Regions from separate parts of the Homo sapiens genome. Here region 1 is linked to region 2. A link is an interaction called in ENCODE POLR2A ChIA-PET data of the cell type or tissue named here. Cell type or tissue: GM12878. All regions are shown on one strand.

Region 1 (2,500 bases), 150 kb after region 2:
TGGGATCACAGGCATAAGCAACCGCACCCGGCCAAAAAACAATCTGTGTGTGAGAAACGGGGGTCTATGTTGCCCAGACTGGTCTCAAACTCCTGGGCTCAAGTGATCCTCCCTCCCTGGCCTCCCGAAGTGCTGGGAATATAGGTGTGAGTCACCATAACTGGCAAAAGACAATTTTTTTAAACTAGTTATTCCATTTTTTTTTTTTTTTTGAGACGGAGTTTTGCTCTTGTTCCCCAGGCTGGAGTGCAACGGCATGATCTCAGCTCAGCACAACCTCTGTCTCGCGGGTTCAAGCGATTCTCCTGCCTCAGCCTCCTGAGTAGCTGGGATTACAGGCATGCGTCACCACGTTCGGCTAATTTTGTATTTTCAGTAAAGACGGGGTTTCTCCATGTTGTGTCAGGCTGGTCTCGATCTCCCGACCTCAGGTGATCCACCCGCCTCAGCCTCCCGAAGTGCTGGGATTACAGGCGTGAGACACTGTGCCTGGCCTTTTTTTTTTTTTTTTTTTTTGAGGTGAAGCCTTGCTCAGTCACCCATGCTGGAGTGCAATGGTGCAATCTCAGCTCACTGCAACCTCTGCCTCCCGGTTCAAGTGATTCTCCTGACTCAGCCTCCTGAGTAGCTGGTATTACAGGCGCCCTACACCACGCCCGGCTAATTTTTTTTTTTTTTTTGAGATGGAGTCTCACTCTGTCGCCCAGGCTGGAGTGCAGTGGCGCAATCTCTGCTTAGTGCAACCTCCACCTCCCAGGTTCAAGCGATTCTCCTGCCTCAGCCTCCCAAGTAGCTGGGATTACAGGCACGCACCACCACCCCCAGTGCCCAGCTAATTTTTGTATTTTTAGTAGAGATGGGATTTCACCATGTTGGCCAGGCTGGTCTCAAACTCTTGACCTCAGGTGATCCTCCTGCCTATGCCTCCCAAAGTGATGGGATTTCAGGTGTGAGCCACCACACCCAGTCCTTAACTAGTTATTTCTGATTTTTTTTTCCCCCCAAAAAATGACTTGTTGGGAGGCCAAGGCGGGCAGATCGTTTGAGCCCAGGAGTTCAAGACTAGCCTTGGGAACACGGCAAAACCCCACCTCTACAAAAAATACAAAAATTAACCAGGCATGGTGGCACAGGGCTGTAGTCCTAGCTACCTGGGAAGCTGACGTGGGAAGATCACTCGAGACCAGGATGTCGAGGCTGCAATGACCTATGATCATGCCACTGCACTCTAGACTGGGCGACAAAGACCCCTATCTCAAATAAAAAAAAAAGAAAAAAAAAAAAGAAAGTTCCCTCCAGGCTGGGTGCGGTGGCTCAAGCCTGTAATCCCAGCACTTTGGGAGGCCGAGGCAGGCGGATCACGAGGTCAGCAGATCGAGACCATCCTGGCTAACATGGTGAAACCCCATCTCTACTAAAAAATACAAAAAAAAATTAGCCGGGTGTGGCGGCGGGCGCCTGTAGCCCTAGCTACTCGGGAGTCTGAGGCAGGAGAATGGCGTGAACCCGGGAGGTAGAGCTTGCAGTGAGCCAAGATCGAGCCACTGCACTCCAGCCTGGGCGACAGAGCAAGACTCTGTCTCAAAAAAAAAAAAAGAAAGAAAAAGAAAGTTCTCTCCAAATAGATGATGTGTCCTCTTACACAAACACTGCTAAGATAGCACATTAAACAAAAGAAAACATATGCTAGTTAAGGGTTAATGTATGCAACAAGTACCAATCACCTTACAACTTAAAGAAAAAAAGAAAAAAAAAAATCTTGCCAAGACAAAAGTCAAGAGTACTTGACTCTCCTTCCCACTATTCCTCCCTACCTTGTTTAAAAAAAAAAAAAAAAAAAAAAAGTGGGCCAGGCACAGTGGCTCGCACCTGTAATCCCAGCACTTTGGGAGGCCGAGGTGGGTGATCATCTGAGGTCAGGAGTTCGACACCAGCCTGCCAATATAGCGAAACCCCGTCTCAACTAAAAATACAAAAAAATTAGCCGGGCATGGTGGCAGGCGCCTGTAATCGCAGCTACTTGGGAGGCTGAGGCAGGAGAATCATTTGAACCTGGGAGGCAGAGGTTGCAGTGAGCCAAGATCGTGCCACTGCACTCCAGTCTGGGTAACAGAGTGAGTCTCCATTTCAAAAAATATATATAAAAATAAAGTGAAGCCGGGCACGGTGGCTCACACCTGTAATCCCAGCACTTTGAGAGGCTGATGTGGGTGGATCATCTGAGGTCAGGAGTTCAAGACCAGCCTGGCCAACATGGTGAAACTCCATCTTTACTAAAAATATAAAAATTAGCTGGGTGTGGTGGTGGGCACCTGTAGTCCCAGCTACTCAGGAAGCTGAGGCAGGAGAATCACCTGAACCCGGGAGCCAGAGGTTGCAGTGAGCCCTGATAGTGCCATTGCACTCCAGCCTGGGCAACAGAGCGAGACTCAGTCTCAAAACAAACAAACCAACAAACAAACAACAACAACAAAACCCAAAAGTCCAGGTCCAGTGGCTC
Region 2 (2,500 bases):
CCCCACTCCAGTGTCTGGCTGATTTGCACAGCAGCCTGAGAAACAGGCAGGGAGGGTGGGTCCAGTTGGGGAAACTAGGGCTCAGGGAGCTGGTCAGACACACTGTCTGTGGCAGAGGCTCAAGTGGAACTCAGGGCTACTCCACCAAATGGCAGGTCCCTGGGAAAGAGGTTGGGGCTGGGGCCTCAGGGCAGGGGGCATGGAACGGGTGTAAGCCACAGGGAACTGGAGAGGCAAGGTGGGCTGTGGGAGGGGCTCTCAGGGGACCCCAGATAGGGTGTCCTCATGCCTGAGTAAGGGGCCTGGACCCTGGACCCCGGCCCCCGAGCACTACCAGGGGACAGAGGCCCTCCTCAGGCCTCCAGTCTGACACGGGTAACCAGGCTCGAGCTGGGTGGCCTCTCATGCCTTCGGGGGCACTGCCTGGGCACCTGGGTCAGAGCTGCGGCCATCATTTCAGTCCTCACTGCCTGGCCTTTAGTGCAGGGCCTTTGAGGAATGGGGGCCAGGCTTCACAGTGGGCACAGTGCTCCCATCTGACTCTGACAGGCCTGCACAGTCGGACTCATGAGTCCCATCTCCCAGATGAGGACACCATCAGGCTCAGAGAGGTGAAGCAACTTGCCCAAGGACAAAAGGCACAGGCCTGGGACCCAAACTTTGTGCTTCTTGACACACCGACTCCCCCAGGCTGACCCCCAATGCCTGATCCCATCAGGCCAGGATACCCCCTGTCCAGAGCTGAGCTCCTGTTCTCGGGAAGGCCAAATCAGAGCCATGTGGGGCTGGAGCCTGCTTCCCGAGACCTGCCCCAAGCCTGCCCTCCGGGCCAGGTCCGCAGGGTGGGTCACATGAAACTTCTGACAGCAGGCATCAGACACCAGCTGGAGGAGGAATGGAGGGCCAACACCAGGCAGGTTGCTTACAAAGAGGGCCCATGGGGTGGGGCGGGGCCAACCACAGCTCGGCAGGCGCCACAGGAAGGGCCCCGCCTCTTCCTGTCAGTTCTACCAACGGCCCAGAGCAGCTGCGGCCGCGCCAAGGGGAAGCTGCAACTCTCAAAAACAAAAACCCCAAAGGAGGAACTTCCCTGGCGGCCCTGGAAGACTCTGGGCCCCCACCCCCACCACGGGGCTCCCTGGGCCGACAGCCAGGGGCAAGGAGGCACGCAGGGTCGCAGCGACTTGGAGCAAGCCCTGGGGTCTCGCTGGCTGCTCCACCCTGAGTGGATGGGAGGCCAAATCTCTGGAGAGTGGGGAGCACAGCTGGGCTGGCTGGGGTAGGGGCAAGAAGTTAAGTCCGGTGGCTGGCAGAGCCACTGCCATACTCACCCAGCTTCTGGGAAAAGATCTTCTCAAAGGTCACCTCGCCCCGGTCCTCCAGGTACTTCTGCATGACACTGCGGATGCTGTGGGTCAGGGGGGCGCAGTAAGCAGAAGCCCCCAGAGCCCGTGGGGGCTGCAGGCCCAGAAACGCGAGCTGAGGGCACTGTGGTGGTGTCGCCACTCCCTCCAGGAAGGAGGCCAGCCCGTCAGGCCTACTCACTTATCCCAGCCACAGGTCAGACCAGAAGGCTTCAAGGAAGCCTTTGCCTGCACCGCCCCCGCCAGGCTGTGTCCTCAAAGGCCAGGGTGGCCGGCAGGTGGCCCCCTGCTCAGAGGCCCACCGCCTGTGGGGTCTCGTCCCAGTGATGCCACCGGCTGGCTTTGGGAACTTGGCCAAGTCACAAAAGCCAAGCCTGGTTTGTGAGCGGATGAAAAGACACACATGTGGCATCTCCACGCAGCAGCACATGGCTCGGCTGTAAAAAGGAACAAGGCACCAACAGGGGCCACAACGTGGATGAGCCTTGAAAACATGAGGCTGAACGAAGCCAGTCACAAAGGGTTGCCACATATTGTGAGATTCCACTCATATGAACAGATCCACGGACACAGAACGCAGATCCGTGGCTGCCGGGGGCTGGAGAGAGGGAGAGGAGTGACTGCGGTGGGGACGGGGTTTCTTTTTGGGGTAAGGGTTGCACAACACGGTCAATGTACTAAAAAACACTACATTGTATAATAAAATGATGAATTTTATATGAATTGCATCTCAATTTTTTAAATTGTAAGAAAAGGCCATGCCTTGGTTCGTGTGTCCCTAGTACTTGGATATAAAATGTGACCCCTGCCCTGGGTTGCTTGGTATGGCCATAGGGGAGGGCCTGGCCATTGTGACCCTCAAAACCCAACCCGACATCCCCCACCCTGTTTATCTCACCCCACACTGAGTGCTGTCTGGGAGCGCCACACCAGGCTACACTCCCGGCCTCAAATACCACCTTACTGTCCCCTCCTGCCCTCTCCTGGCCCACCTCAAGCCCAGCCCTGCCGGTCTGTCCCAACAGCCAGCTGAGGCCTGCATCTGGTCCTCACTAGTCTGGGCTCCTGGGGTAACGTGTAGCTGCCATGCTGAGGGCATTGCAAGGCTGGGGGCCTGAAGGGACAACACACCTGAG

What was found. Peaks named below come from ENCODE experiments on the same cell type or tissue, not always from the same donor. Only the 100,000 strongest peaks of a DNase experiment are listed, where the experiment ranks them.
Region 1: POLR2A ChIA-PET joins it to region 2 with 5 read pairs; 8 of 35 experiments call an interaction of 5 or more read pairs at or near these places.

Annotation. Positions count from the first base shown.
Region 1 is chr11:67,123,959-67,126,458 of GRCh38, reverse strand. All of the region lies in intron 2 of KDM2A (lysine demethylase 2A), which reads right to left. Among named protein-coding and RNA genes, the nearest start is that of KDM2A, 5.9 kb to the right of the region's middle. In GM12878, no CTCF peak of the experiment used is centred here; no DNase peak of the experiment used is centred here; H3K4me3 peaks cover 50 bases.
Region 2 is chr11:67,276,180-67,278,679 of GRCh38, reverse strand. It overlaps GRK2 (G protein-coupled receptor kinase 2), which reads right to left. Exons shown (of 21, transcript NM_001619.5): 2 at 1,332-1,408. Among named protein-coding and RNA genes, the nearest start is that of GRK2, 11 kb to the right of the region's middle. RefSeq lists enhancers at 686-895, 483-1,096, 1,616-1,665, 1,097-1,710. In GM12878, a CTCF peak has its summit at 1,615 (motif pointing right); a DNase peak (open chromatin) is centred at 999; H3K4me3 peaks cover 1,290 bases; H3K27ac peaks cover 2,500 bases.